Linked DNA regions of Homo sapiens: region 1 is linked to region 2. A link is a loop called in an ENCODE intact Hi-C map of the cell type or tissue named here. Cell type or tissue: ascending aorta. All regions are shown on one strand. Each heading gives the region's core, and the rest is flanking DNA. Links, peaks and the distances in the headings are about the cores only. Region 1 overlaps BNC2 (basonuclin zinc finger protein 2). Region 2 overlaps BNC2 (basonuclin zinc finger protein 2).

Region 1 (16,883 bases), core at 5,854-13,853, 71 kb before region 2:
CAAGAAGTCAATGGTAAAGGTAAGCAGAAGGAATAATTACTTTCAATAAGGTGCAGACTTAAGAAAATGTATGGTTGTTGTTATGGTTGTTCTTGGGGAGTTGGGATATGCTGATCATCTTCACTGCTGCCTCCATTCAGCTCATGTCTGAGAGCCTCCAACCCTCTTCTGGGCACTCGGAACAAGACCAAGCTGTATGTGGTACATTCTGTGAACGACAAACTTTGAAAATGCAGGTATAAAGAAAAGAGCAGACAGTTTCCAATAATGGAAATTGAGGAAAGAATTACAAGGCACCCTGGCACCCTTGTTAGGCTGGGTCCTGGAGGCCTGCTTTACCCAGACCTGAATACTAATCTCTGCATAGATAGGTGGGAACACTCTGACTGAACTCTCTGCTCCTTTCTGCATACCTGCATTTTCAAAGTGTGTAGTTCACAGAATATAACAGCTTGGTCTTGTCCCGAGTGCCCAGAAGAGGGTTGGAGGCACTCAGACATGAGCTGAATGGAGGCAGCTGTGAACATGCTCACAAGAATGAAAGCATATTCATTTCGACTCTTCCCAACTGTCTCCTTGTAATGCATGTACATTTTTGAGGCTTAACTGGTTTTGATAGTTTTATGATAACTTATGTTATTTGCGTGTGGGTGAGTTGGCCAGTGATCACGTTGGTTCTATTTTGTTGTGAATAAATAGTATGTCAAAGTTTTATGCTGTTTCAAAAATGTTATTTAGAATAAAACTTCCTTTGAAGCGGCAATAGTCTCTTACTCAAAATATTTATTTAGACCATATTGTTTAAATATATATAATTCTCTTAAGGGAAAATTGTAGTCTATATAAATCTGAATTTAAAACAAATAGACCTTCTGGAATTCATAGATATACAAAATGGATATTCTAGTGCTTAAGTGTTTATATACAAAAGGAGTTGAGGTGTTCCAGTGTTTGCATGTTTAGGTACAAAAAGAATAGAATTCATAAAAAGGAATAATGATCTAAAAAGTTGAATTCCCGAATGTACCAAATGTGTAAAGTTATTTAGGAAGACAAAATATTTGAATCATAAACTTGTTCAGAGTAAGTGAATGAATGATTCAACCAGTAAAAAAAATAAATACACATAAAAATAAATCAAATCCACAGTCTGTTAATTTGTTCTCGTCTTAAATATGGCTGTAATTAAAGTTGATGAAAGTGTGCTTTAAAGACAATACAAAATTAGGATATTTTTATAAAATAATTAAATATTATCAAATTAATGATTTAAATATTTGTGTCTTTTGTGCTGGAGTTTATATTAACTGTCCTTGAAATACCATCTCATTTTATTGGCCCTCCCTTGATTTCGGTAAAGCAGAGCTATTTTTTTTAAAGCATTTATGAAAGCTTTTATTATTGCACTTCAAATTATATGAATGTTTTAATGTCAACATAGTTCCCGTATCTGAATTTATAATTAGATAATTTGTAAAGTTCTTGTTTTTAGTGGAAATGCTGTCCTCTAAGCTCTTTTTATTTTGGTCACAGTACAATCAAGTTTTGAGTTCATTAACTAATGAACATGTTATTTAAATAAACTATTTCTGACTTGGGATGTTCTGATATATTTCTCAGTTAACAAATTATTGAAATTTAAGAACTTCTGGAAGAAACGTTTCTCCTTATAGTCTACAAATTAATCACTTCTATATACAACAAAGTTTACAACCTAGCTACAATTGGACCATGTTTGGAAGAGAGATCCTGAAATATCAGGGAGATTATACAATTAAATATTTCCCTAGTGCTAAATTGAAGCACAAATTAAAGATGGGGGTGAAGTATGAATGGAGTCTACAGTGAGGACTCCAACATCTGAAACCAATAGGGATCCATAGATTTAATATTAATTAATGGAAGAGAAATATTTTACACTTGCCTGATCTAAAGCATAGGGAATGGTAAAAGCCTGCTCAGTCTTATTCTCTGTGAATGGAATTTGTCCCAGTCATGTTAACAATATCCAAAATACTGCCTGTTACAAATGAGACAGTTTCTATAAAAATCCTAATGGTTCCAGAAATATGAGCATCTGGAGCTGTGTGAGTGAGCATGGCTTTCAGGCACAGAGCTGCAGTTTCAGGTATCCCCATGCCCACCCCTCCACCCCAGAATCAGTAATCATTGATTGCATCTAAATCTGCAGAGAGATCTTTTCCTGGCAGTTCAAGTAGTTACAGTAGATTGTTAATCTGCGAATGATCAGACTAAATCCCTTCTGTCTTCAGAATTTCTATGCAAATTAGAATTAACTGTATGAGATAAATTTATTAACTGTAGTCCGGGAGCTTAGGTCAGCTTTAGCACTATTCTTAAACATAGGTTTTTATTCATAAAAAGTTACACTCCATTTATGCTAATTTTCTATGGATTCATTTTATAATATTAACTGGTGAGATGGTTTTTTAAAGTGGTTATAAGGAAATGAAAGATTTTTAAGTGTGTTTTTCAGTTTTCTGCAATACAGGTGTACTGTTCCAGATATAAAATATTCACATAAATGATTTTTTCTGTTCCATGTCTGATCTGAAACCAAAATTTAAACTTATTTTCTTTCTTATGTCACTGTTGAAATAAGAGGAGGATTGTTTTTTATTTTTCAAAACAGGAACGAAAATAGAATAAAAAATATTCAAGGAATTGGGATGTGATTAAATAATAATAGAAATATGTTAGGTCTTATTGAGCACAGGAGTGTCTTTAAAATATATTTGAGAGTTTAGCACAACATTTAATTGAAATTCAGCAGAAGAAAAGTAATATTCTAATAATAATATTTGTGTGCCATATTTTACTTTCACAAACATTTCACTTGAATATTATTTTGTTACAGTGTATTTTTTGCTTTATTGACAAGTAGAGAAATTTAAGTGGAAATATATATTAGCAGCAATATACTTTTTTCTTTTTTGGATTTGTGATGTCGTAAATCCGGTATCTTATCGAATATGTAATCCTTTATTTTTATTCTAAGTTTGTAATTTAAAGGTTACTGTGAATGACCTAAAACATTGTATTAGTGAATGAGCTTTTGTTTTCTTTACCTTTTTTAATAAGAGATTTTGGTGATATCTAAATTTATTTTTAAAACTCTCCAGGCCCCTACCATCATAAAATCTTTAAAAATAGAAGTGGGCAATATTTATTGAAATGGTGAAAAGAGTATAGTATCTTTGAACAGATGCTGACCTTTTTTTCCTCCTTTATTTTTCAGGCCATCCGTTGCACACTGGTAAACTGCACATGTGAATGTTTTCAGCCAGGGAAGATTAACCTGAGGACTTGTGATCAGTGTAAACATGGCTGGGTGGCACATGGTGAGGAAAATCTGGGCTTTTCTTCCCGTTCTTATTATGTTCATGTTCGTGTGTGTGTGTGTGTGTGTGTGTGTGTGTGTGTGTGTGTGTCTGTTTAGAGGAGTCACTGGCCTGGAGAAGAGAGAGGTCAGCTGTGCTCCAAGTGTTAGTTAAGATTCAGCCTGCGGCTCTAAAACAGCATATTCTCAGCTCCAAGGAGCTAGGCGAGCAGCTCTCAGCAGAAGGCCAAGATGTTTATAGGACAGTTGGGCTGTGAAGTTCTTACTGAGCATGGGCGCAGCCAGCAAGCACCAGGCCTGATGGAAACTCAAACATACCACAGTTGGCCTTTCAGGGCCTGGACCTCAGAGGGAAGCTGGCAAATCCTCCTTGCTTGAGAACTCCTCGATGACTGCTCACCCTTGTCGTATGTGCTCGGGGCTGAGCTTATCCTTCTAGATGTTAAATGTTGTATGGTCTCAGGTGGACGAGAGAGTGAACGGGAACATTATTTGGCTGGTATCTGAAAATATAACCTGTAAATACTCCCTTTCAGTGTGCATGGGGATTGGAGGTGGTCGACGTAGGTAGAGTGTGAGCTCTGTGTAGGTGTGTGCTGGGGTGGGGAGACCCCACGCGAAGGATATGAGTGTTGAGGGTTTTTGCCAGGTGCACAGAGCCGTTCTGTCAGTGTGCCCTGACCGAGCGTTCAGCATATTCCTGTGTATGGTTTATGTTTATTCTGTTTAAGTAAAAGGAGACTTGGAAATAAGCAGACGTTTTTTTTTCCACCTCCCAGACTGTAGAATTTAAAAAGATAGGTAATGTTTATAAAAAGAAATCCTGGCTTGAGATTTTTTGACAGCCCCGGGTATTGCCTCTTAAGTGGACATATTCTTCATTCCCAAGCAGTGCCAAACATCCAGTGGGTTGTATTTTTATAAATGTCATGTTATTCTAGCAACATCTGAGGTAACAACACTGGGCCATGCCTCGAAATGCTTTTAATTTATCATGTACCTTGCTTGTGAGGGCGTGTGTGATGGAGTTGCGGGGACATTTCAGCCATGTTTCTGTGAGAGAGAGTACTCTGAGAGGAATACCCGGGAAGGGGTATGTTTCCACCATGCAGCCACAATCCTGCAGTCCTTCATGCCCACAGGGATAGAGCGCTTTCCTGCTTTATTAACAAGGCCCAAATCAGCAACAGGTCTCAGTCCAGTCTTGAACAACAGATGAGCTGCATTTACTTCTGCAGTCTCTTTATGTTACTACATTCAATGATTTCGTCTCTCTTCATATATTAGTTTGCTAGGGCTGCCATAACAAAATGCCACAGGCTGGGTGGCTTAGAGAGCAGAAATTTATATCCTCAAAGCTCTGGAGGCTAGAATTCCAAGATCAAAGTGTTGGCAGGGTTGGTTTCATTCTGAGGCTTCTCCTCCTCATTTGTAGATGGTCACCTTTACATGGTCTCTCCTCTGTGGGAGCATGCCCTGGTGTCTGCAACCTCCAACTCCCGGGTTCAAGCGGTTCTCCTTCCTCAGCCTTCTGAGTAGCTGGGATTACAGGCATGCGCCACCACACCCAGCTAATTTTTGTATTTTTAGTAGAGACGGGTTTTCACCAGGTTGGCCAGGCTGGTCTCGAACTCCCGACCTCATGATCTGCCAGCCTCGGCCTCCCAGAGTGCTGGGATTATAGGTGTGAGCCACTGTGCCCAGCACTGGTGTCTTCTTGTGCATCCAGATTTCCTCTAATAAGGACACCAGTCAGATTGGATTAGGGCCCACCCTAAGGGCCTCATTTTAACTTAATCACCTCTTTAAATACCCTATATTCAAATATAGTCACATTCTGAGGTAGTAGGGGTTATGACTTCAACATAGTAATTTTGGGAGAACACAAGCCCATAACAGTTCCCAAATATCCTTTTTTTCTCTGAAGAAGTATTGGTTTTGCTGGGTAATAGGTACAGAGCTTATATCCTAAACTCATCAGAACCATATGAATATTGGAGGCAGTTTGGTTGTAGACTGTTCTGAGGTCAAATCCTGGCTCTGTCACCTCATGACATGTTAATATTGCTGGACTTCAGTTTTCTTGCCTGTAAAATAGGATTAATAGTTCCTACTTTACAGTCTTATTATGAAAATTAAAGAGAAAATATATGAAGCCTTTCTAACTAATACATATTAAAAGTAAAATGGACAGTAGATGAGCACTAAAGGGGAGGCCAGTCGTTGAACAAAGGCGTTTCATTTATTCGCTCTCATTTTTGCCAAAGCCATCTTGTATTATCATTATCTATCTACTATGGTAGCCTTGGAGTATAAAAGTTAACTGTGTCACCAGTTTGTTTTATCTATTTAATGTCCATGTGCATATTACATTAGTAATGTAAAGGAAAAAGCAATGTTTTTTCCTTCTTGAACAACATAAATTATTCCTGGCCAGTGATTGTTTCGAGGACTTTCTGAAGAATGTCATTTTTCACCCAACTTGAATAAGATGTTTTTGTTACACCAGACTGTGCTTTTTCTACTGTACCATTAAAAATTCTATGTTTCTAGGATATTAATTTTGGTGTTTCTCAGACCTTAGCAAAATGTATTCTAATTCTTTCCTTTACAATTATCACCTTGACCTCTTTTTTCCCACAACAGGGAGATATCTGTATACAGCTCAAAATGCATACACCCAAGCATGTGAATCCCACACTCTCCCCATTCATGAGGCCAAATACAGCAGTGAGGGGTTGGCCTCTAGCCTTGGAGTTGGCAGTGGGATGACAGCACCCACTCTTTTTGCCCCTAGCATTACAACTAATTGCTTCATTCCCTCTCTCTGCACAGAAACCCTGAAATCGTGTCTCCAATGACTTCTGCTCAGAGGTGAAACACAGCATTCTTTCCGGCTGCCTTATACTGTGCAGTGTCCTGGGTGTGGGGCAATGAGGAAGTGACTTGGGTTTTCTAGTGTGTAATTTTCCTCTGAAATGCATGGAACAGCAACAAAACTACCAAGATACATTGCCCAGAATGGTTTCATGGTAGCACTGAATGCATTCTACCTGTCATTATGTCAATAAAAAAATTTTTAATATCTGCTGCTAAAAAATAACCAAATGCCAAAATCATGTATTCTCTCTAAAACAGATTTTTAGAAATTTGTTGACCTCCTTTCTTGAATAAATTATCCTTGTTAACAGCATTTTCAGTTCATTCCTAAGATGTTGGATTTCATGGGTCATTATCTACCATATATATGCACATATGTGTGTCTCTGTATATGTACACACACAGAAACACACGCACATTCTCTCTGTTGACTTACAGATTGCTTACTAAAGCTGCGTAAGTTGTTGACGTTAACTACTTTACAAAAATCTTTAGAAATGTGTTTCTAAAAAATTAAAAGCTGGGTGTGGTGTGTCTGACAGCCTGTATTCCCAGCACTTTGCGAGGTTGAGACAGGTGGATCGCTTGAGCCCAGGAGTTCAAGACCAACCTGGGCAACATGGCAAAATCTTGTCTCTACAAAAAGTACAAAAATTAGTCCGGTGTGTTTGCGTGTGCTCTCGGTCCCAACTACTTTGAAGGCTGGGGTGGGAGGTTTGATTGAGCCTAAGAGGTCAAGGCTGCAGTGAGCTGAGATCATGCCACCACATTCCAATCTGGGTGACAGAGCAAGACTCTGTCTCAAAAATAAAAAAAAAATAATAAATTAAAGAGTGATTAATTCATTATACTGCAACACCTGGGTTTTGAAATTATTAATACTTAGTGGGCTGTGTTACTTTTCACAGAGTATTTTCTTAAAATCCTTAGCACTATTGAGTTAAGGGAGGAAGGAATCTCAGAGCAGTTCTGAATACCAGTAGGTATTTCCCACTAAATTAATAAAGGATTTCCTACCTTACCACCACCCTGCCCACATTAAGGAATCTTAGCTCTTTCACTCTGATAATAGAAAGCAGGGCTTATTGAATTTACTTAAACATTTTTTTTTCTCTTGGTAAAAGATGGCCATACCTAGTCTGTAATAATTTAGTTGATGGGCCAGAAATGGCTCAGAATTTCTAATTCTGTCAAGTCTCTGTAAAAGGACTCCAGTTTACTGCCACTACTTCACTGAAATACTATAAATACTATATTTTTTACTTTCCCTTGTTTGCTTTATCTTCTCAGTGCGTTTCCTTCATTCACCTAAAACAATCTGAGTATGGCTTGAAAAACAATAACAACAAAAGTTTTTTAGAGCTCTTTTTGGTTCGAAAGTGGCAAAATAAGATTAAGATATCAGGATAAGAGCAGTAATGGGCTCCTTTTCTGGTGATGTAATTTTTTTTTTTCTTTTTACCCTTTGCCTCCACACTAGAGTAGCAATTTGGCCATTCACAGAATTCAGACTTCAGCCAAATATTTTACAGAATGTTAAAAATTAGCTGGTACAACTAGAATACACTCAGCATTGGGTGCAGGTGGGAGTGAGTCCTACTTACTATTCTCCCTTGAAGAATACCTGCTTCTAACAGGAAGCATTACCAATAGGAGTTTGCTGTCTTCGTGAAAAAAAACAGGAGGCATGATGTAAAGGTTGAGGACTGCTGCACGAAACCATTTTTATTGTTTAATATTTGCAAGTTAGTTTTAATGTCCATAGTTTAGATGAGGACTTTATTTCTAAACCATTAAGATGAAGGTAAATAAAATAGTAAAAATAAGAAAGAAAACAAACTGAATTCTAAGGCGTTTTAGGAAATATTTAATGATAATCCAGTACAACTGGAAAATTGTTTTTATCCCATGATATTTGATTTGTGTATTTGATAAAAGAGGTGGGCAGATTTTACAGAGGTAATTCATTTAGAATTTTTTTTTAAACTAGATCAGTAACTTTTTCTTCTGATGAAGCTCATTTGTTAAGACCATCTCTTTTTTGGAAAAAAACAAAAAAAAATTTTTTTTTAATTCCACTGTTTCCTAGGTATGTGAGGTGAGCATTTGGCAAGAATATGAGACTTGATGAATAAAAAATACATTTTATAGCTTAACGCACCCACAGCAGCTTTCTCTGTGCAAATTATTTTCTTTTTTTTTCTTTGACTTTAAATGAAAGGATATACCATTCCAACAAGCTGCATGAATACTAGAATCTTCATTCACTTTCAAGAGATCTGAATTAATACCAGTGTTATTTCCTTTGGCTGAGGTCTGCCTGCAAGAATGCTTGTTGCACTGGAATTTTGAGACCTTTCTTTTATTATGTTCTGTAAATGTGATTTCCTTTTACTGCATGCATTTCATTCGAGGAAAAGATAGTTTTACATTATTACTTTAATTATTTACTAATTAAGCCAGCTTTTTTCCTGCCTATATTTTCTCCAAACTCCTGATTTTTTTTTAATGTAAAGTAAGCAGACCTGGTCTACATCATCCAGATCATCAGTCAGTAGATATTTATTAAACCTATCTCATACATGAAGGATTGTGCCAGGTAGCCTTCAGTTCTTCCACGGAAATGATGAGAAGTATAAAGTTAATTTAGTATCATATACCAACCAGCTTTATGGTTTAATGTACTGTAAGACTTAATATGCATATAACCCATTAATTTCAAACCTTTTTTTTTGTATTCACTGGATATAATTTTTCTTTTTTTTTTCTCAGCATGGTTGAATTTGAATTTTCAGCTTGTACTTGATATGTCTTATCAGACCAGGGGTATTTATAGAGACCTTCACCCAAATAGAAAATATAGAATTTTTGATTGAATCTGAATATCAATAAACAATAAATGATTTTAAATATAAATATTACCATGCAAATTTAGGTGAGAGTCCTTTATGTTTATTTGCTAAATCTGGCAAGCCCATACCTAAAAGAAAATCCTATTCAGACTCAATTTGCATAAATCCTAAATCAGGGCTATTGGTCATAAGCATCCTATAATCAAAAAGGTTTTGGGCCAGGCGCGGTGGCTCACGCCTGTAATCCCAGCACTTTGGGAGGCCGAGGCAGGTGGATCAGGAGGTCAGGAGATTGAGACCATCCTGGCCAACATGGTGAAACCCCGTCTCTACTAAAAATACAAAAATTAGCTGGGTGTGGTGGTGCGTACCTGTAATCCCAGCTACTCGGGAGGCTGAAGCATGAGAATCGCTTAAACCCAGGAGGTGGAGGTTGCAGTGAGCCGAGATTGTGCCATTGCACTCCAGCATGGCGACAGAGCGAGACTCCATCTCAACAACAACAACAAAAAAAGCTGTTGATTATATCAGTCCTACATTTAGAATCATGAGATCTCAGTATTTTATTTACAAATTCCTCAAGTTCGTTGGAGGCATGGTAGTTTGTAAGGACTTACAAGCAAGGCAGATCAAAACAAGTAATTTTTCATTTTGTCCTATGAAAGTTCACATGTCTTTATTATTTGTCCCAGTCTATGTTCTTATAAATTGTCTAAATATCTGTGAAAGTGGTTTGTTCCCAACTGGTAACTCTCTAATATTCTCCCTGACTTGAGTCCAAAACCTAGCATAACTAAAGTAGTCCAGTCTTTTCCTTGCCAATCTCTTTTCTTCCCTAGTCTTCTCTCCTTCCCACTCCGCATAGAAATTCCTTTATCATAAGAATAAAGCATGACATTTCTGTGATATCATGCTCATTCTGAGTGACTCCACAACAGTGTCCATATGATAATTTGTAAATGTGTCAAGATAAAGAGAGGAGACTAAAAAACAACTAAGTTTCGTCTGACAAAGGGAGATAATGTTCCCAGCAAGCTCTGGCTTGGAGACTATCCCAACGAAAACAACATTTTCTTTCGTAGAAATTTTTTTCCAGAGGGGTGTTTAGGGTTTGGTGAACAGTAGCACAGGCACTAATTTGAGTCCTCAGGGGAAGGGAAGTACATGCTTAGCAGTGGCAAAGTAAGAACCAGATCCTTAGGGGAAATGTTTCTAGGGCTTTGTTCAGAAACACAAGGATAGAAACACTATCGTCTTCTTCCCTTGGTGCACTCGTTTGGAAAAAGCGGAAGCTGGTGCAGTATCTGCTTAAAGAATTTGTCTTTCTAGTGGACTTAGTTTTTCCAGATTGTAAATGCTGAAACCCGGCTTTGCCTAGCTGCAAAATTCTCTTTTGCTCAGGGAAAACAGCTTTTAGCTGCCTCCTAGTTTTGGTGAGGCAGCTGGATTCTGGTCTCTCCATGAGCAAAGTCCTTGGACTTTTTTCTTCGTTTTAGAGAGCAAAAGCAAGGCCATTTTCCTGCCTGGCACAGGAGGCTTTTTTGGGCTTGACCTGAGGGCACAGTGCCCTCTTCTGCCTCTCTCCTTTACTTGCTGATCACTGCTGATAAGCTCTAAAGGGAAGACATCCTCATAAATGCAAAGGTTTGGTGCTTGATTAATGGCACTAAGTATTTTCTTATTGTGTCTCTGAGCAGCTTTTGATTTGTTTCTCAGCCTGCACACTTTTTGGATGGTGCTTTGCACTCCTTAAATTTTCTTTAAACCCAGCGCAAACAGTGCCTCCCCTTCAAAGTCCTGGGCTGTCTGCCTATTAGCTCCCCAGATTTTCTTTTTTTCCTAGCTATGTTTTATTCAGATGGAACATAAAGTGAGGCTGGCAAGACCTGGCCTCCAGTGTAGTCACTGCTGGTCTGCTGGTAAGGAGTTTCGTGGGAGGGTGTTGAGAATGAAACACACAGAGCTGTATCCCGCTTCGGGTGAATGAATGGGAGGCAATATACAAAATAGGTAAGAATGTTGTTCTTGAATGAGACTGTTTACATTCACGTCGCGGCTCTGTCACCTACTGTAGGTAGAATCTTGCCAAGTTGTATAATCTCTCTGTTCTGTCATCTGTGAAATGTGAGTGATGATAGCTCCTAGCTCATAGTGTTCTTCTAAGATTAAATGAGATAATCCAGATGCCTCATACATAGTATACACTTAATAAGTGTTAGTTGCTGTTATCACTAACTTCCTATAAAAGTAAGACTTCAACACTGTGGACATGATAGACATGTTTTAGCAAAGTAGAGTGATTAAAAGTTGGGTGTGGCCAGGCCAGTGGTCAAATCCCTTCTCTGCCTTTTGTTAGTAATGCCTTCTCTAAGACTCAGTTATTTCATCGAGAAATTCGGATAATAATAGCAATGCATCTAAATAACACAGATTCATTTTGAGAGAGGATTACATGAAAGAGTAGGGTTAGCCCAATATTCTGGCACAACAATTTTAGGAGCTAGTATTGTTATTGCTAAGTCAATAAAATAATATTAAACATCAATATTAATGATAATATCTAGTGTCTCCCTTAAGGTACGAATGTGGAATGTGTTGGGATGAAACTATTTCTCCTTCCAGGGAAGGTTTTCTTCAGTATGCAGTTGCAGAGGTCAGGTCACCAGTTCTTTTGGCTGTTGGACCAAGTGTTCCGTAGGTGAAATTGTTTTCCCAAGCAAATCCAGTATAGTTCCATACCTTCCATTTCCCCTAAAATGTCATTTGAGCCCTTATTTGAACACAGTAAGGAATATTTTACACCAAAAGTCATTTTGAGAATTGCGCCAGTTAAAATAAATTATAGTAATATTTACCTGCTAAAAATCCAAAAGCTATAAGTAGGTGAATTTTAGGTAGGATTAAGGCTACTTTTACCTATTTTCACACCTGTCTTTTTGCATGTGAAGTGCTTCGATGGGCTCGCCACTTTATCATTTTATTGCATTTTATTACATCATAAATTTTTATATCTTGCTAACGATCCTACAGGAAGCTTAATTGTTTATAGGAGCATCTTAATTAACTGGAGTTCACCAGGTTAAGCAGAACACAAATTGAAGGGTTTATAAATGAAACACACTCAACTCCTCTCCTTTTACTCAGGATAAACTAGGAGATTCGGCTGGGTCGTAAGGACCCCATATGCCTCAGCAATATCATGTTGATCCTTTCAACCACTCTTCCTTCTCTATTATGTCATAAATGGTGACTTCTAACTCCTCTCCCCTCTTTACTGAAGTGTGAAATTGCTGGATAAGTACAGTATTTCAAAGATAACTCTGAATTGTATTCTGGGAGCCCTAAAATGTTGTTTATACATCCCATTTCTTACCAGGTTTTGCCTTTGTAGATGTTTATATATCTTCAAAAGGTTCTTGAATTAATTTGTTATTAGTTCGCATATACCCAAAGAATTGTATAAGAAGTGCTTTAAGTATTACTTTAAGTATTACCACAACTGGATAGACTTGTAACCAGTATTTGTTAAAAGGCCCAGTAGTGAGATTCCTCTCTTCGTTCAGCTGCTCCCTGGTACCCAGGGAGATCCCCACTTTGACCTCATGGGCCTCTTTGCCTTCTGTACAGTCAAGTGACGCTACAAATTTAAATGCAAACCCATCTAATTGAAAGGACAGTCTTGGGCCTTAGATTCTACTCGCCAAGAAATGTAAAGGCAACTCTACACCTGGCTGTCCAATAAGGAAGCCACTGTTATGGCTTTGAACACTTGAAATGTGGCTAGTCCAAATTGAGATGTGATGTAGGTATAAAGTGTACACCAAATTTTGGAGCTGTCATCTTATTTAAAAAAAGAATGTAAAATAGTCATTAAGAGTTGTTCTTCCATATATTTTTGATTTATCATGTCAAATACGTTTTTAAACATCACTTTTTTACTATTTTACTTGAAACTAGAAAAATTAAAATTCTGTATCTTGGCTTGAATTATATTTCTTTCTTTTTCTTTTTCTGTTTTTTTTTTTTTTTTGAGACAGGGTCTTGCTCTGTCACCCAGATGCAATGGTGCAATGTCATCTCATTGCAACTTCCCCTTCCTGGGTTCAAGCAATCCTCCCACCTCAGCCTCCTGAGTAGCTGGGACCACAGGTGTGCGCTACCACGCCCAGCTAATTTTTGTATTTTTTGTAGAGATAGGGTTTCGTCTTGTTGCCCAGGCTGGTCTCAAGCTCCTAGATGCAAATGATCTTCCCGCACTGGCTCCCAAAGCACTGAGATTACAGCTGTGAGCCTCCGTGCCCGGCCATAAATTATATTTCCATTAGACGTGGTAATCGTAGGCTCTAGGTATGAGAGAATATATTTGGAGAGCTAAAGCCTAGGTTAAAGTGGTTTGGTGGCAGAGTAGTTAGAATTGGTGTGATAATCCTAACACCCTAAATCCAGGCTCTTGTCCCTTGAGTCACCACTGTAAACTCTTTCCCAGTTTTTCGTACTTTGACGCTTGCTGCACTATTGATCCTGGCCAGTTTTTCCTGTGCCTTGTTCATCAAGAAAGTGGGATTCCCACCCCTTTACTCCCCTCTGCACCACCACTCCCCACCCCCGGAGCAATTAAGTGCTCCCTTCTTTATTTTCTCAATACACTTTGCTGAGACCAGAGGTTTCTGGGTAATACTGATCCTTCCACTAACTTGAAAAGCTCAGGAAGGGCACTTCACCTTTGTGTGCTGGAACATACTGCAGCATCTCATGTGGTGCATGGAACAAAGGTTTATTGAAACTCTAAGCTTATGGAAAAGTCTCACTCAGATTCCTAATTGCCATTTGCTTTTCCAGCAGCCTCTTCCCATTTTAAGGTATAAGCACAGCCCACAAACACCTTGTCTTTATGCCCATTTGTGCGTTTTTCTTTTCCAGTTCTCATTCTATTTTCACCTTTGCTGTTTCCCTCTGTCTTCAGACAACAAAATAAGTGAAAGGTAAGTGGGAGGTTTTAGCAGCCCAAACATCCAGGAAGTAAATTTTAGAGAAGTTAAATTTGTTTAATCATTAACAGATGTTGGTGTTTTTGTTTTATTCAGAAGATAAGATCTTGAGTGAAATACCTTCGGCTTTCCAGTTTTTTTATATTCCTTTGCCTGCAAAAATCTGAGGGTAAGACATTACCCACCCGCCTCCTTTTGGCTAATCGTGTTTTCCACTATCAGTAAAAATTAAAAAACAAATCAACCTCTAACATAAAAGAAAACACCTGTTTGGCTTGGAGAACTTGGCTAGGGAGGTGTTTTTTCTGACATGCCAAAAGCGACCATCACAAGGCCCCTTAAAAAAAAAGTCATTTTTTTTTCTATATTTCATGTGAGCATTGGCAGAAACTCTGACAAGCAGTTCTTCATATTTTATTATGTTCTTGTCTGCAGAATCTGTGTCAGGCAAAAACCTTGTCAGCGGAAAACCTGTCGTAGGATCAGAGGAGACAAAAACAGGTGTCACACAGGCAGTCAAAACTGAAGGAAAAAAAAGATTAGGCTAAAGAGAGAGAGGCAGACAATTACATTAATGCCATTGCTTTTATCTTATAGATGTGTGTTATTATCTCGGGGTGCTGAGTGCGCAATTGCCTCAAAGAAAAGTAGACAGGAGACAAGGGGAAACTTGATAGTTATTAACTGAAGAGGCAGTGTGTCAAAGCTGGATGGGGTTCAAAGTTTTGCAAAGGAAAAAAACTGCAGGCAGCAAGCAACGGCTGTGTGGTTCTGCTTTCGGCTACATAAACCGAGTAGCTATCTAACATTTTCTACTTGGAAACAGATCATAGAAGGAAAAATTAATGAAAGATTTCATTTGGAGTTCTTGGGGGATAACATTTATCCTATATATATGTGAATGAATCATATAACCTTTTCTCTCTTACAAAATCTTGCTACAATGTGAGACATGGTGAGGCATGAAGACAGGCATTTGTCAGTTCAGCTGTGTTGTTTGGATATATTTAAAACACCTATTATCAACACACTTTTAATTAAAAAAAGCTATTAAGAAGCCCTTTTACTAAGTGTGAACATCTGTATGTGCAAGCTGTAAATTAGGAGATCACATATGTGTGCCTCAGTCAGAGACTAAATGAATTTGGCAAGTGTTTTCTTTTACTGGTTTTTAAATACAGTAAAATATCTCAAGGAAAAATTGCTACATTTTACAATTTGTATTGACTCTTTTGATTGTGCCCGTTGGTACTGATTAATTGAACTTATCTAATTAGAAATTTTCTAATTAGAAATTAGGGTTACTATCATGATCAAATTAGTAAACAGAATTCAAAGCACTAACCAATATATCCCCTCTGTTTCTTTATTCACATTATTTCAGATGTCACTTCTTTTCTGAAAGTTTGCGCTCCATTAAATATGTGTGATGGTATAAAATACTTTCGTTTTGCCAATGGTCTAAATCCCAAAAGAGTTTTTGCCTTGTTGATAACTCATACATGTCAAACAGCCCACTAATAGAGAATGGGATGGTAACTTTAGGTTTCCCTATCTGCTCAATGATATGTTGATCACATTAGTGGAAAAATCGGCAGATACTGCTTTAGTTCTTAACATTTTCTACTTGTGCATTTAAGATTTCGTTAGGTTAGACTTTTCCTAAGCCCTAGGACTGCCCTCTTAACCCGTTTTTATGAGGAAATCTTTACATAGGGTCTTTTTATCCCACCGGTTACTGATACAAAGCAGTTTGATACTTGATATATGCATTAAGCAAATCCAGCAGTCCAGAAGAAAACACACGTCAGTGCCAAAAGTGTGTGTGATAGCCTAGAGATTTTAAGGGATTACAGTGGGGAAAACAGATTGATTATAGATTTAGAGTGAGATTTCAGCCTGAATTACTGGGGGAAGGAGGAAAAATTACTTGTGACACAAAGGTGACATTCATTTTTCTTTTTCAAGACTGAGTATAATAATTTCTTTCTTTTAGATATTTCCCTACCAGATGCTGGCTTTTTATACCACGACTCTCAATTTTGAAATATTTTTTCACATGTGATAGTTTAAAGCATATATTTTATCAAATAGTAAATATGCCTTGCCTTTGCACTTTTTGCTTAATGAAATTCTTATATAGATATATGTTCCTTTAAGAAAATTAAGTCTTTAAAGTGAATAACTGGGGGGTAGGGTGATTATTTTCTTACAGAAGAATTCGTATTTTTGTTTAATAAAAGGATGTACATAGTTAATTCAGGTAGCAAATCTCAATAGTTACTTTTAAAATGAGATATGTTTTATAGTCAGTGTACTGTGTATTAAATCCATTGGTACATAAACTGGATAAAGCAGGGTTTGTGTAGCCAACTTTAAGCTGGCTGAGGCAACTGGAGATTGGATAGAACAGCAGTGGCAATAATAATAATTCCCAAACCTGGTTTCAGCAAGTAGATTCAGTTACTAAATCTCTTCTTAGATCTACTGTCAAATTTGCAGATAAAATTTTCTCTTTGCCTGTTACCACCTTCATGTGGAGTTGCTGCAAAAGAGCAAAGGCATGCCCCCAAAAGTGGGCCATGTAAGAAAGAAGAAGCGGGAGAATAAGTATAACCAAGGACCTGTTTAATCTACTAGCCAGGAGAGAGAGCTTCTGAACAACCGAGTGGTGAAATACTTTTATGTGTGCCTCAGTCAGACTTTAATGCTTTTCAAAGTCTGTTTTGAGGACTTTATTATGCGTAAGGCCACAGGGGGAAATGCCATTCAGTTTGAAATATTGGCTGTATAGTCTCGAGT
Region 2 (16,883 bases), core at 3,468-11,467:
ACTCGGGAGGCTGAGGCAGGAGAATGGTGTGAACCCAGGAGGCAGAGCTTGCAGTGAGCCGAGATCGTGCCACTGCACTCCAGCCTGGGCAACAGAGCGAGACTCTGTCTCAAAAAAAAAAAAAAAAAAAAAAAAAGAACCTTTTCTCATGTCTTAGACCCGTGTCTTCATAAAAGCTATTTACTTTAATAAAGTTTTCACATTTTGAGGGGAAAATAGTAATAAATAACATTCTATACCTTTCATTTGCATGAACACTTTATTTCATTATTATGTTTTTCTTTTCTTTTCTTTTTTATTTCATTTGAGACAGAGTCTCATTCTGTCACCCAGGCTGGAGTGCACTGGTGTGATCTCAGCTCCCTGCAACCTCTGCAGGTTCAAGCGATTCTCATGTCTCAGCCTCCCAAGTAGCTGGGATTACAAACATGCGCCAAAATACCCAGCTAATTTTTCTATTTTTAGTGGAGACGGGTTTCACCATGTTGGCCAGGCTGGTCTCGAAATCCTGGCCTCAAGTGATCTTCCCCCCTCAGCCTCCCAAAGTGTTTGGATTTCAGGCATGAGCCACCACGCCCAGCCATATCTCATTATTTTTTAAAAGTTTATTTTGTATGAAGAAAGTTATGCTTTATGCCAGTGCTACCCTTCTCCAGTAAAACAACTAATTGATGGTTGAGATGATTGTTTTATTTGATGAAAAATGATACTTTTATATCAAAAAGATTCTTACTAGTTTTTTATAGAAACCCCTTAAAACATCAAAGTTTTATAGTGTACATAAAAGATGTGTTTGTCCACATACTAACCTCGCAAATAAATGTATAAAGTAAAACAACAAAGTAGTTTTATTAGATGTGCCTTTGTCATCATGCAACAAGTTAGTTCAGTTGGTTGTTTATTTAATTACATTGTGCTCAGGTTCTATTTGTGTGTGTGTGTGTGTGTGTGCGCGTGTGTTACCTTTATTGGTCTTTAGGACTGCTGTGTGTCAGCATTATCCCATTTTACAGGTTATGCCACGGAGGCAGAAACAAGCTCTCATCAGTTTGATTGTGAGTTATTGGCTTGAGGATTATTATGACTCATGATATTTTAGTGTCCTCAGTAACAATAACTTTTTAAATTGCTCAGAATTTTATTTACCACATGTTGAAATAGCATGATTTTTAAAAGTACTCAGTCCTTCTATTTGACAGAATAGAATAATTTCATCAGTAATTTGATGATCAAACACCCTTTTAAGGATTTCATTTCCTCATCACTTCAAGGAAAGAAAAAATATTAATATTGAGGAGGGTAATGCGTGTGAAGCTTTCTTCAAATTATGTTTGTGTGTATTCACATGTGTATACAATAGATTAATAGGTAAAATAGATCAATAGATTAATCGCTTGATTCAAACAAATAAAAGTAGGTTTCACATAAATTTTTGATTCTGTTGTATATATTTGCATTAGTATTATAAGTATCATAATGAGATTTTTACGGAGAGCACTTTTGATGGAATTTTAAATGAATGTTTTAATGTATTATTGGCTGGCACAGACACACAAGTACACAAATCCTTTAGTGTGATGGCCTTGTGCTTGTTTTGGTGAAATAGTATTACTTCTATGATACATGAAAAAATACCTTTGCTTACTTTATCGGCAAAAGGTCTTTATTCTTCTGCCCCTGGAGTTAGGTTAAGAGTATATTTATTAGCCAGGTGCAGTGTGTCTCACGCCTGTAATCTCAGCACTTTGGGGGGCTGAGGCCCATGGATTCCTTGAGCTCAGAAGTTCAAGACCTGCCTGGGCAACACAGCGAAACCCCGTCTCTACAAAAAAATACAAAAATTAGCCAGGCATGGTGGCTTACACCTATAGTCCCAGCTACTTGGGAGAATGAGGTAGGAGGATCACTTGAGCCTGGGAGGTTGAGACTGCAGTGAGCTATGTTTGAGCCACTGCAGTCCAGCCTGGGTGACAAAGCAAGACCCTGCCTCAAAAAAAAAAAAAAAAAAAAAAAAAGTAAATTTATTGCCAGGCATGGTGGCTCATGGCTGTGATCCCAGTGCTTTGGGAAAACGAGGTGGGACAATCCCTTGAGTCCAGAAGTTCAAGACCAGCCTGGGTAACATAGCAAGACCCTTTCTTTACAAAAAAATTTAAAAACCAGCCAGACATGGTGTCAGGTGCCTGTAGTCTCACCTACTCAGGAGGCTGAGGTGGAAGGATCCTGTGAGCCCAGGAGTTTGAGGCTGTAGTGAGGTATGATCGCACCACTGCACTCCAGCCTGGGTGACAGAACAAGACCTGTTTCTTAAAAAAAAAAAAAAAAAAAAAGTAAGTTTAGTGATCTCCATTAGCTTTTCTGAGAAAGATTTCATATTAAACAAAAGCTAAGTGGCTATTCCAAGTTTTGCCTATCCTTCTCTCTGCCTTTTGTGGAACAAATGTGTGTTTCCTGACAGCCTTCAGGTATATGTGTAGGTCTGAAAAAGTATTTCAATGAGAATTGCATATTGAGGTCATCTGGAAGGAAATGTAATATTTTGCCCATGTAAAATCTCGCAATCATTACTCAGATTAAAGACAAAGTGAAGCCAGCTAGCTCAGTTAAATTTTCAGTTCCCTCACTTTAGCACCAAATACCACCCTGGCAGTGAATCACCTGAGAATTTCATCCATCACTCAGTGATAAAATTTGATAACATTTGTAGGTCAATTTATTCCCCTGGAATTTCCTCTACACCTTCCCTATCCTGTCATGTGCCATAGTTTGAGGAAGAGGAAATGATTCAAAAATCTGTAAAGGCTTATCTGTTGATTTCTGACCTAGGAAAAAGAAATTAACCAAGTTTTAGGTCTTGTATTTGAAGAGCTGGTGCAAATATATACAGCATGTAGCTATGTCGGGACTTGGTGAATTTCCCTGACTTTGTAGATTATACACCAAATGTAAGGGTAAGCGAAAGAAGAAAGAGTACGTGAAAGGAGGTCAGATACCTCTGTGTTTCCTGCCTTTTTATATCCTAATTTTATTACAGAGGGGCGTTAAGTGGATCTCCTTGCTTTCTTTTCATGACGAAGTAGGAGACTTTCCTTTTGGTAGCTATTGTGCACCTCTAGGAAAATCAGCAACTCAGCAGAAAGGAAACCAGGATGCAGGCCTAGCAGGAGGCTGTCCACCCAGTGAGGAAGTTGGACATTTTCTCTTTTGTAGAGATGACTGATGATCTGTGGAAAAAGAACAGTGGGCACTGAGGCCAGCTTCTCTAAGACAGCTTGAGTGAATGTGTGGCTAGCGCTTCCTTGATTAACAGAGGTCTCCCTGACCGTGGCAATGTGTTATGACTCATAGCCTTGCAGAGATGAATTGTTCCTGAACGGTTTCTCCAACATCTGAGATACAAACAGGTCTTTTAGCCATTTGCTAGACACCAGAAGAAAAAATGGTCTAACCAGTGTAAGACCTGGAAACAGCCTAGAATCTTCAAAAATACTTGCACTCAAAGTCACCTTAATTTTAGAACCCAAAATCTGGACAGAGAACCATGTCAGCTAACCATTACAGTTGAAAGTTCATCCAGGTGACCTCTGTTTCTTAGAAATGTACAAACAACCTCTACATATTTCTTCTTTAGTAGTTAAATGACTTTATAACTTGGAGCTTTGGAGATTCTTTTTAAAATAGCAAGTAATACTGCTTTCTTTGGCCAGATAACAATTTTCCTGCTTTCCTGAATAGAAATTTGACAGGTTTTGGAACCTTATACTTTGGTATGGAACTGAATAGATCTTTGAAGCCTTCAGAATTACTTTTACCCAGGTTAGTAACTTTGACTTACTCTCAGTTTAAACTGTTCCTTTTGCTATCCTGGTTTTCTGTAACTGGGATGGATATGCACAGAGGAGTCGGTTGTTTCTTAATACTGTTTTAGAAAACCTTGTGACGTGGTATGGATTCCCAGTATGTCTGATACCAATGTTACTAGTGAAATTGGCTGAGTAACTTATGTGTGCAAGGTCCTTACTCCCAACAGTTAGAGACATTTATGTGTTTCCTGTCCTCGAGGACTGTAGACAACAGCTGCCTTGCATGAAATGATTGTAGTACATTTACCAACATTTATATGCCAATAAGTAGAAATGTATATGTTAGAATTTGAGGATTTAAGTGTTGAGGTGATCTGTAAGAGAAGATACCAGAGCCAGGTGGCTTTCTTTGACAGCTTCCTGGAGAAGGTGAGACTTGTGCCTAGATATCAAAGTTGCTGAAGATGAAGTGGACATTTGGGGTGAGTTTAAGATGTGCAAAACATTGGCTGAACATGGTGGCTTACGGTTGTAATCTCAATGCTTTGGGAGGCTGAGGGAAGGAGTTTGAGGCCAGGAGTTCAAGACCAGCCTGGGCAACATAGTAAGACTCTGTCTTTACTAAAAATAATAATAATTAAAAAAACAGCCAGGTGTGATAGCATGTACTTGTAGTCCCAGCTACTTGGGAGGCTGAGGCAGGAGGATTGCTTGGGCTCAGAAGTTCGAGGTTACAATGAGCTAATTGTGCCACTGCACCCCAGCCTCGGTGACAGAGCAAGACAATGTCCTAAAAAGAAAAAAAAAAAAAGATGTGCAAAACATACACAGAGGAGGGAAAGAGTAGAGAAGTAGACTGATTTGTGGGCAGAAGGCAGAATATCCTGGATAGAAGAAAAGCAGATAGTTGAAAAATTAACTTTGTGGGGGCTAGCATAGTGTATGAAAATTTGGATTTGGGCCTCTGGGCATAAAGAGCCAAGAACCAATAAGAATTTTGACCTGCGTGGAACAATAGGATGAAAATTTCATGACCAAAGAATTCTGGCCATAATAAATTCAGGTGTGAAGAAATTAGAAGAATTTTCTTCAGATATTCAAGCCAACATGTACATGCCAGAAATACAACAGAATGGATAGTGGCTTGAACGTCTTGTAGGGAGAGAATCAACAAGAATTATGATGTTTTTTTACTGAGCATTAATAGTGAGAGATCGAAGGACTGTGTCTCTTTTGTTGCTTTGTATTATTAATTGCAAGATGTTGGTGATACAGTCTACCCAAGTATGTGGCAAGAATTCTACATACCAAAACCTGTTTAAGAGTTGACTGATGTGTTGGAAATGTCCGCGATGATCAAGTCCAAGATGTCTTTGACCAGAAGTCCTGAGGACCTATGGAGCAGAATAAGTAAGTCTCCTTTTAGGGTTTATAGCAGAATCTTAAAATTTGTTAGTGTGTTGAATTATGGACAAAGAAGCAATGCGGACCTTTGTTGCAGTACTTAAACTTTATATGCTGTTGTTACCTGTTTTATCTCTCTCACTAGACTTCAAATTCCTTGTGGCAGAGAAAGTATTTCTTGCTTATCTTCTTATACTCTGTGCCTAGTAAAATGCTTGATAGGTCATCAATACTCAATGACTAAAATTTTCTGTAATTTGCATTCTCATTGGTAGTGAAGTATTATAATAATGAACGATTGTTATGTACTGTTCCATTTAACTCTATTTTGGAATGTTCTCAATAGTTTGGCCGCTTTAAGCAAGTGGGAGAATATTCTCAATTATATTTGGGTTTGTACTAGTGCTATGTGTAATTAAGGTTCATTTATTTATTACTAAGTGTTTATTATGGACCTACTATATGAGCAAGTTGTTGAATGGAAGCGTAGAAGAAGGAAATAGGCCAGGCGCGGTGGCTCGCACCTGTAATCCCAGCACTTTGGGAAGCCAAGGCAGGCGGATCACAAGGTCAGGAGTTCAAGACCAACCTGGCCAACATAATGAAACCCTGTCTCTACTAAAAATACAAAAATTAGCCAGGCATGGTGGTGCGTGCCTGTAGTCCCAGCTACTCAGGAGGCTGAGGCAGGAGAATCGCTTGAACCCGGGAGGTGGAGGTTGCAGTAAGCTGAAATTGTGTCACTGCACTCCAGCTTGGGCAACAGAGTGAGACTTCGTCTCAAAAAACCAAAGGAAAAAAATGAGCTAGGTGTGGGGGCATGCGCCTGTAGCCTCAGCTACTTGGGAGGCTGAGGCAGGAGAATCGTTTGAACCCAGGAGGCGTAGGCTGAGCCAAGATCAAGCCACTGCACTCCACACTCCGGTATGGGCGACAGAACGAGACTCCGTCTCAAAAAAAAAAAAAAAAAAAAAAAAAGCAAATGGACACACTGCCCTCAAAAGGCTTGTAGACAAGGGAGAAAGATGAGATTTCTCTATTAATAACTGCACTGTTTGGTAGAAAATACTATGTACAATATGAGATGTCTAGATATAAAGTGCTGTAGAAGTTTTTGAAAGTAGGAAAGGTTCCTTTTATTCCAGAAGGTCAGGCGGGCCTTATAGAGAAGTGTAGGCTGGGCTTGGTGGCTCATGCCTGTAATCCCAGCCCTTTGGGAGGCTGAGGTGGGCAGATCACTGAGGTCAGGAGTTCAAGACCAGCCTGGTCAATGTGGTGTGAAACCTTGTCTCTTACTAAAAATACAAAAATTAGCCGAGTGTGGTGGCATGTGCCTGTAATCCTAGCTACTCGGGAGGCTGAGGCAGGAGCATCACTTGAACCCAGGAGGCAGAGGAGGCAGTGAGCCCAGATTGCACCACTGCACTCCAGCCTGGGTGACAAGAGCAAAACTCCAAACAAACAAACAAACAAAAAAAACCAAACAAACAGCCTGGCCAACATGGTGAAACCCCGTCTCAACTAAAAATACAAAAATTAGCTGGGTGTGGTGGCGGGTGACTGTAATCCCAGCTACTCGGGAGGCTGAGGCAGGAGAATCGTTTGAAGCAAGGAGGTGGAGGTTGCAGTGAGCTGAGATTGCACCATTGCATTCCAAGCCTGGGCGACAAGGTGAGATTCCGTCAAAAAAAAAAAAAAAAAAAAAAAAAAAAAAAGAGGAGAGAGAGAGAGAGAAGTGTACTTTATCTGATCCAGTAAGGGTAGATAAAATTTCAACTTGCCAGATGACACAGGGTCAGAAAATCATGAGACCTATTTAGGAAACAGCAGATAATTTCACTTAAGCGTGGGATTAAGAAGAGTCACAGGAAAGAAGCTAGTTATATCCAGGACTTTCCTTGACAAATAATGGTTGTCTTCCTGAAGGTCTTTTGAGGTCTCATCCAGAGCCGAGTGGGTGGCCTTCGTCTACTCTCACATAAGTATTTTTGTGACTTTTCTAAAAACTTGTTATGCCTGTAAAAAGTTTGTGGAACTCAGTATTTTTTTTAACCTACACTTGACCATTAAAAAGGTAAAAACTTTTCTACAATTTCCATCCAAGTTTTAATGGGAAAAGTTTGCGATAGATTTTTAAAAGCTTTCATGGCCCAGTGTCTGTGCCAGTTTCGTCAACTGGCTTTTCAGAGTCCACTTCTTACTAAGTCTTTGGACTAAAAGTGAAAAGAGCTTCCAGAAAGCTACAATTATGCTTTTTATTTGAGGAAGTGTTTCTGGTTGCTGTACTCCAGAATTTTTGAAAGAGATTGTAAATGTGGTTAATGCGACTTTGTGTACCTGTGACTGTCCTACAAATGTGCTAAAATGAGACTCTGGCCTTACAGCTTCAGAAACTGACTTGTTCTGCTTGGGGTGTTAATATTATTACGAATGCTAACATGAAATTCAAATCACCTGATTGAAGTTCTTAGCACTGTGATTAATGGATGAATTTAGGAGAGGGAACTATATATGATTTTTTTTTGTCTTTAACTGTTACTGATAAGGACTCAGAATCTTTCTGATTCTCTTTTAAAAAGTTTTCTCTGTAAACTTAAAGCACTATTTTCTTTTAGAACAGCTTTAGTGTTTCAAGCTTAAAATCTTCTCTCTTTAAATCCTGGCTGCATATTTGGCTCTCTCCCTCCAGGCAGAGTTTTCTCCAGACCTTGGTTGGCTCTGAATCCCAAGAGTTAAGACAGCCTAGCTTCTATAAATCAGGAGACAGCTTCATTATCAAAGTTATGTGTTTTCACCTTCATAGATAGCCAGTCTTAGTGTTGGTGCCTGGCCCTGCCTTATCGTGTAACCATCAGCACTGCATACTGGAATGTTCTTTGTTTCGATTATTTACTCCTTCTATAAACAAAGATTAGAGCAAAAAATGTCAGTACTGGGCCCCAAGCAGTGGTGACTGTTACTGGAAAATTGCAGTGGCATGGTGTGGGATGTGATTTGCTACTCAGGCAGGATAGCACTGACTTGACAGTTATAATTATTTCTGAGTTCTGTGCTGCATCTCTTTTATACATTTTATCTCATTTATACATTTTATCTCATTTATCTTCCCAGAAGATAGGTTCTGTTCTTTCCATTTTACAGATGAGGGAAACAAGGCTCAGAAAAGTTAGCAGTATTGCCTCAACTTACGTTGTGAGTGGCAGATAGTTGTGTTTCAAACCTGGACAGTTGACTTCATAGTCTTCTCTTTTACCTACTACATGATAAAGAAATTCCAAAGATGACACTGTTTAAAATAATGTTACCTAGAATTTGAGCTTCTTGTAACCATTACATGGTCCCACAGTTTTGTGGGGTTTTTTGTTTTTTAAGAGATGAGGTCTTGCTGTGTTGCCCATGCTGGAGTGGAGTGGCTGTTCACAGGTGCGGTCATGGCACACTGCAACCTCGAACAGCTGGCCTCAAGTGATCCTGCCGCCTCAGCTTCCTCAGTAGCTGGGACTATAGGCATGTCCTACTGTGCCTGGCTGGTTCCACAGTTCTAATTTGTTAGCGCAGGATGAGAACACATTTTTAGTATTGAAATTTTTATTTATTTATTTCTAGTTTTTTACAGAAGATCTAGAGATAATGGAATTTATCAAATCTTGACTGATCTCCAGTATTTGGAGGGTCTGTATCTTTCTTGCAGCTTTCAGGGTCTACTTTATTTAAGAGTTTACATTTTAATCTGAATTCAGGGAAAAAGCAAAGTTATTAACCAGTCTATTTTGGGAGTCAGTATGTCACAGAGGTTCATGAAGCATCTTGTATCATTTGGAATAGATATAATTGTGAGAGAGGAAGACAATTATTTCAGAATATGTGGACTTGGATTCTGGAATACATGTATTAATACATGTATTCATTCTGGAATACATGTATTAATACATGTATTCATTCTGGAATACATGTATTATTCCAAACTTTAAGAAGTTTGATTCTCAGTAAATGGTATGACTAACTACTTTTTTTGGAACATGATTACTTATCTTTATAAGCATTTTCACATACAGTGTAGGAAAATAATCCTTATTTCGCAGATGAGGAAACTATGACTTAGATAAATGGGTGCTGTTGCTAAGATGACATCTAGTAGGTGCAGGTGATGTGTTTTTGCTTAAATTTGCCATATGGATTCCGACTTGCCTGTAGGTGCTGGGTATGTTTATAAGATCAGAGTATATTCATTTCTTGACTAGAATAAGTATGTTTTCTGATTCACTACAAGGTTATTTTTCTTACTGAACTATAATTCCTGGATAAAACCTCTTGAACTTAATAACTATCACCATAAATATGTTTAATGGGTTTATTGGCATGTTGAAAAGTGTATTGTGTTGGCACATGAAGAGGCCCACATAATTGCTAAATAATGGTCCTTAAGGTATTTATAAAGGTGTTATTGATTTGTAGTTTGTATATCCATATATATTTATAACATTCTGGTGACAAAGAAAAACTTGAGTAAACATTGTCATGTCTGTGGATATCAGTGATAGTAAAAAGTTGAGATATGCCTTATTTAGGTCCACTCTTCCAGATTATCATTAATCAGATTTTTTTGAGAGACTGCTTGACCCCATTTTCCTATTTCTTGAATTTGTCCTATCACCATATGATTAGAGACCTAGTTCTCAACGAGTGACTGTATTTCCTGATGTTGACTGAAACATGAATGTCCTCTCCCCTTTCCTCACTGCCTTTGGGCCCATGTATTTTGTATTTTTGATTTAGAAAAAAAAATTCTTAGGGAAACAAAAATGAGTAAAAAAAAAGTTAGATGGATTGTGAGGGCATGAATTAGAGTAGGCACAGGATTGTTAATTTGTCTCCTTCTGCACATCCGTGGTATAGTGTTTGGAGCTTGGCCCAGGAAGAATGATATTCTGCTTTGTTTTTTGACCCTCAAAATATCCTCGTTCTTGGCTATACCCAGAGTTCCTTAGAAATGATGTTTGTTGTAACGTTTTGGGACAAAATTGTGGGAGGGGGCTGGAGGAGGGTGGTAAACCATATATATTACACTTTAAAAATGTTTTTCCTCTTATATTCTTTTCTGTTTTTCTTTCAAATACTCTCTGTAGCAAACTGTGCGCAATTTCTCTTCTTCATGTGAAAATTTATCTCAGGGCAAGAGACAATTCATTTAACTGTCATGAATTCATTTAACTTCCATGTGCTTTTGGAAAGTCTTGGTACGCTTTCATTGATTGAGTTACAATCCCATAAATCTAGGGTAGATTAGAATACGCTTGTTGTAGCTCTTCCTTTAGGTACTTCATGAGGCCACATGAAACCACCTTCTGATATTTATGCCTTTGTTTTGCCCTCTGTGGGATTAACCCCATCTCTTCATCAAGTAAAAGCCTGTATACCAATTCACAGACTTTCTTTTCAGCAGAATAAATCTTACTGTTGATACAATCTTTTGAAATGGAACATCTTTATATTTTTATGTAAAGTATGATTTTCCTGCAATTCTGGCTATGACTTTGTATAGCTTTCCTACATGATTCTGTGGCTTCCTCAGACCTGTGGAAGACCTTGACTCTAAATCTGAGCAGACAGAAAGCTAAGTGCAGAATGATATTCTTCAAGTAAGCCATTCACCCCAAGAAGAAGTAAGAGGGGGGGAAAAAAGACAAAACAAAACAGTGTGGAAATGTGTCTAAACTAGTGTCCCCAAGGGTATCCCAAAACCATTTATTCTATGGAATGTTAGTAACTGTTGTGCTTTAAAAGTTACAAAGATCTGATAAGTTTGGGAAAGCCTGTGTTAAAAAAAAAAATTAACCCAATCCTATATTCAAAACTTTTTAGAAACTTCTTTTTGTTGTTAGAGACAGAGTCTTGCTCTGTCGCCCAGGCTAGAATGCAGTGGCGTGACCATAGCTCGCTGTGACCTTGAACTGAATTCAAGTGATCCTTCCAAGTAGCTAGCACTACAGATGTGTGCCATCACGTCTGGCTAATTTTTCTTATTTTTTGTACAGGTGGGATCTCACCATGTTGCCCAGGCTAGTCTCAAACTCCTACCCTCAAGTTATCCTCCCATCTCGACTTCCCAAAGATCTAGGATTACAGGCATAAACCACTAGACCCCCACTCCTTCCATGCCAACCAAAAAAAGGATATGTTACATTTCCTAAACTCATTTATCTGAGGAGACCTTTTTCTTGGGACTAGCAGTCAAAAAAGCCCTTACAAATTAGAAATGCATTTTAAATATGCAAGAAAATGGCAAAGTGTCTTGGTATTCCCCAGGCTTAGTCACTTATTCTCTGTTCTTTAGCAATTCAACCAATGGAGTAGAGGCTGTAGTTTTCTGTGGGTGTCTTACCTACCTTACCAGAGGTCAGGGTAACATAGACCTTAGCTTCCTGACCTTCCTTTGAGTGTTGGTTACATTCGCTTTTTTAAAACCCACTTAGCCATTCATCCAGCCCCTAATGGGATCAGCGTTTCCATCAAACCAATTGTGGACAGAGAGTTTTTAGGGCCCTTATTTATGCTTCTTAGATTTTCTATGTATCTCAGGATAAGTGAACTGTAGAGAAATACTCTATGTTATGCAGACTGTGGGAGACTGGAGTTTAGTTCTAAAAGCATGTATTAGGCTCTGCAAGAGCTACTCAACCCTAATGAAGTCATCTGACTCTAAGGTTTTATATATCTTTCATCTTCCATTTGGACACCCAGCCATCTATCCATCCATCTCACTGAGTGGTTGTGATGGTAAAATGTATGAAAAGTGTTGAAAAGTTGTAAACTTTGAGAAGGTTATATAAAAAGCATTGGTATCATTATTATCATCAGTCAAGAGGTGTGTTGAGGAATGGTTTTCATTGCTGACTCATGAGATAAGTTACTTCCCTTGTTCCTCAAGATTTTTGGTGAAAATGTTAAGCATTACTCATTCGTATGAATAATAAAGACTCCCTTCAGAAGAATGTTTGAAAGGCTAATTACATTTCTGTTATTGTACAATCATAATAGCATTAGAGAGCACATATATAATTTTAAGTGCGTTACTTATATTTGCTCATTTTGTTACCACACCAACTCTGTAGTAAGTATGATTACTAACTTTATTTTACAAAGAGGAAAACTAAGACGCAGATCACTTAGGTAACTTGTTCAATATCATATAGTTATAAGTGGCAGAGCTGGGATTTGAACTCACACAGTCTAGCTCTGGAGTCCATGCTGTTAACCACTGTCTTAGTATGATTTATACCAGGATACTAGAAGACACACCACTGTCTTATACAGATTGGTTCAAATACTGATGGTTAGTTACTAGTTGTGAGACATTAGACAACCCAATAACCACCTGTCTCATTCCTGCAAAAGGACTTTATTTAGGTATAAAGCACCAACAGATAGTAGTAGTGTACTCTTAAAACAGAGTGATGGGTGTGTCCTATTTTGCCACTAGAAATGCTTTTTTCACATCTGTATTTTAAAATGATTAAGGGATGATCATTATTTTCCCTCCCTCATGCCTCCTGCTCCATCCACCCTGAAAAACTAAATTCTTTGGCCAAAATTTGCAAGCGCATATAGAAGATTGGTTAGCATAACTCAGACTTGCATTTATGACTGTATGGGCAAGGACAAAGTAGACTCTGTAATTGTTTAGTCATATATGAGCTATATATATACTTCAAGTGAGTGAAATGTTTTGTTCATTCTAGATTTTTTTTATTTATGTGTTTTGGGTTTGGAACCCTTAGAAAATCAAAGAAAAAAATTGTTTGTTCTTGCTATCAGCTTTCATATGGTTCCCGAGACAAGTGCTATACATTTAGAAAATTAAAAGGGTAAACATTAAATAAGAATGCAGGAGTTGGCAAGAAGTCAAATGAATTGGATGTTCATTAAATGCCCAGGGTTTGGGGACAGGCAAGGTTACTAAAAACTGGAGCAGGCTTAATGAGACACATCAGACTTGAGTTGAGTTTGGTGGATGGGTAGGATTCTGAATGGTGAGGAGAATAGTCTTGAAAAGGGGTAGAGGAGAGAGGGAATGTAGTGGAAACCAGGGTAGAGTCAGCATGCATGTGGCTAGAGACATGTTTCAGCCAGTGGGCTGGGCTGCAGGAATTGAGGAGGAGTTGGGAGTAGCAGGCCACTAGGCTAAGAATCTGGGAGTTTGTGAATTCCCAGCTATGAAATGGGGCCCCATTTCATAGTCTGGGATTACTGAAGGTTTAAAGTGGAAGAATGAAATCCAGAAAGCTGAGTTCCAAGAGCCTTAGTATGATAGTAGTAAATTGAGTAGTTAGAATGAAGATTGATCATATTTTCTTAGCCAGGAGAACCAATTAGAAGGCTATTTAAGATATTTAGGGAGGGCCAGGTGCAGTAGCTCATGCCTGTAATCCCAGCACTTTGGGAGGCTGAGGCAGGCTTATCACTTGAGGTCAGGAGTTCAAGACCCTCCTGGCCAATATGGTGAAACCCCATCTCTACTAAAAATTCAAAAAGTTAGCCAGACAGGGTGGCAGGCGCCTGTAGTCCCAGCTACTTGGGAAGCTGAGGCACGAGAATTGCTTGAACCCAGGAGGCAGAAGTTACAGTGAGCTGAGATTGTGCCATTGCACTCCAGCTTGGACAACAGAGTGAGACTCTGTCTCAAAAAAAAAAAAAAAAAGAAAAAAAAAGATATTTAGGGAGGAGCTATATTTGATGGCAGTGCAAATGGAAAGATAAGGGATGGGCTTGAGATACACCAGAGGAAGAATTGGTGTGATTTAGTGTGGTATAATTAAAATGCCAGGTCATTTTCTAGTAATATAATTAATATTTAATTAATTAACAGTAGATTAATACAAACTAATTTCTAAACATAGGCTCTGGAATCAGACTGCCTAAGTAAGCAGTAACCTCCACATTGACCTCAAAAAAGTAACTTAACTGACTGAGCCTCAGTTTTCTCATTTGTTAAATGAGAATAGTAATACCCACCTTGGAAGATTTACTAAGAATTAAGTGAGATTTAATTCTTATTTATATAAGAAAGTCCTTGGCATGATGCCCAACAAATAGTAAGAGTGCAGTGTATTTTAACTATAATCATTAGCGTCCATATTTTAAAATGGGAATTTGATTACATTGTGGTTTGTTGTAAGTGCTGAACATACCTGTGCTTTTCTTATGGCAGGTATAGTAATTGTGTTAACTAATAAAACGGTTATTAAATATGTTCAATCTGTCTAGTATTTGTAGAGTTTCTGTTGTTTGTATTCACATTATTCTACTATTTGATATCCAGTAGCCCAGAGAAGATGGTGACAACCCCTGGCAGGGACACGCACCTCCTCTGCGGGCCACTGAGAATTGGACAATAGGATTTAGAATCAGTGGTAGAGCTGGACCTGGAATCCAGGCTTCTTCATTGTCGGTAAAGGTCTGTTTCCCAATATGAGGCATCATAAATTAAGGTAGGAGACAGAAGAAAACATATAATTTTTTGGGGGTCTTTTTTTTTTCTTGATTATAGATTTTATTTATTTTTTATTTTTCTATAAGTTATTGGGGTACAGGTGGTATTTGGTTACATGAGTAAGTTCTTTAGTGGTGATTTATGAGATTTTGGTGCACCCATCAGCCGTATACACTGTACCATATTTGTAGTCTTTTATCCCTCACCCCCCTCCCACTCTTCCCCCTAAGTCCCCAAAGTCCGTTGTATCATTGTTAGGTGTTTGCGTCCTCATAGCTTAGCTCCCACATATCAGTGAGTACATACGGTGTTTGGTTTTCCATTCCTAAGTTACTTCACTTTGGATAGTAGTCTCCAATCTCATCTAGGTCACTGCAAATGCTGTTAATTCATTCCTTTTTATGGCTGCGTAGTGTTCCATCATATATTCATATATATATATGATGGAATATATATATATATGATGGAATATATATATGATGGAATATATATATATATGATGGAATATATATATATGATGGAATATATATATGATGGAATATATATATGATGGAATATATATATGATAGAATATATATATGATGGAATATATATGATAGAATATATATATGATAGAATATATACATATGATAGAATATATATATGATGGAATATATATATGATAGAATATATATATATGATGGAATATATATGATGGAATATATATATGGTGGAATACATACACACACACACACACACACACACACACACACACACACACCACAGTTTCTTTATCCACTCATTGATCGGTGGGCATTTGGGTTGGTTCCACGATTTTGCAGTTGTGAATTGTGCTGCTGTAAACATGCATGTACAAGTATCTTGGAAAACAGAGAATTTCTTAAAGTCTCTTTATCTGTTCACAGATATGACTGGCTAACCTGCGTTTTTCTGTATAATTGTTCTTTCCAGGGTATATAGTATGTCCTTTATGTTGGTGGATGTTTTTAGCCCAACCTTTTTACTTGGTTAATTCCGACTTTACTTTCAACTTAAATGCCACCCAATCTAAATGACTTTTACCCTTTTTTCTTAGCCACTACGTATTTTCTTTAGAGCGATTTTTATACCTTGTAGTCCTATATTTGTTTACCTATTTGTTTATTTATACCCATCTCCCCCACCAAACTTTTAGGTCCATGAGAGCAGAGATCATTTCTGTTTTGTTATTTAGGGTACTTGGTTTCCGGTATAATGTGTGGCATATAATAAGCAATAAATAGGAATTTGAGAATGAATTCATGAATTAGAGAATATGTAATATTCAGACATATGTCAAAGGGCATGGTCTCTGCTTTTGCTGATAAAACCAACTTGGATTAACATTATTAAAACTTTCAGTGCTATACTTTCATCATCTAATATGGACAGAATAATAACTACCTACATCTACTTCACAGAAATGTTTTTAGGATAAATGAGATACTGAATACTGTTTTCTGCAATATCTAGAAATTAGGCCTACATCATAAACTGGGTATTTAGGGAACTTCCCTGTTCCACACTTTGAGATGACTAGGAAACCCCTTTCTGATATTAGAGCTCCAAAAAGGCTACCAGAGTGGCCATGCACAATAGTGACCACAAGGGTGAACAGACTCTCTGAGCCCTTCCCCTTCCTGCCAGGCAATGCCTGACTCTGCAGAACATATGGATCACAACCTAATGTGTGTGGAATTACTCTGCTATCTTCAGAAAAAGAGCATCGTGCATATCTAATGCCATGTTGATGATGGTAGTAGTACTGCGGAGAGGCTGCTGATGTGATGATGGAACCAAAGTTGTGAGGTAAGAAGATCCTTTAGAAGCAAACACCTTCCAGATCCTAGCCCTATAAACAGCAACTGGGTGTCTGGTAAATACAGCATCGGCTTGAATAGACATATTTGAATAAGGTTTTCTCACCATAGCCTGGGCTTCTAAAGAGCTTGGTAGAATATTTTGATTGTTGAGATCATCCCCTCCCCATCTTTAAAAAAGATATGGATCCCCTGCTCCTGATAAACACAAGAAAAAATATAAACTGTAAATATTTATGTGATGAAAATTATATTAAATATTTAAAGAAACTGCAGAGCATTGCTTAATCATCTTATTAAGAATCCTAGATTTAAACCTTAGATGTCTGTTCTTAGGCATGAAGGAAT

What was found. Hi-C counts contacts between places; a loop is a spot of excess contacts. Peaks named below come from ENCODE experiments on the same cell type or tissue, not always from the same donor. Only the 100,000 strongest peaks of a DNase experiment are listed, where the experiment ranks them.
Region 1: it touches region 2 in a loop (1.8-fold over the local background); 2 of 110 quality-filtered maps call a loop at or near these places.

What each region holds. Positions count from the first base shown.
Region 1 is chr9:16,569,462-16,586,344 of GRCh38, reverse strand. BNC2 (basonuclin zinc finger protein 2) reads left to right here. Exons shown (of 7, transcript NM_017637.6): 4 at 3,260-3,362. Among named protein-coding and RNA genes, the nearest start is that of BNC2-AS1, 150 kb to the left of the region's middle. In ascending aorta, for the core only: a CTCF peak has its summit at 10,664 (motif pointing left); no DNase peak of the experiment used is centred there.
Region 2 is chr9:16,496,553-16,513,435 of GRCh38, reverse strand. All of the region lies in intron 5 of BNC2 (basonuclin zinc finger protein 2), which reads left to right. Among named protein-coding and RNA genes, the nearest start is that of BNC2-AS1, 220 kb to the left of the region's middle. In ascending aorta, for the core only: no CTCF peak of the experiment used is centred there; no DNase peak of the experiment used is centred there; H3K27ac peaks cover 1,734 bases.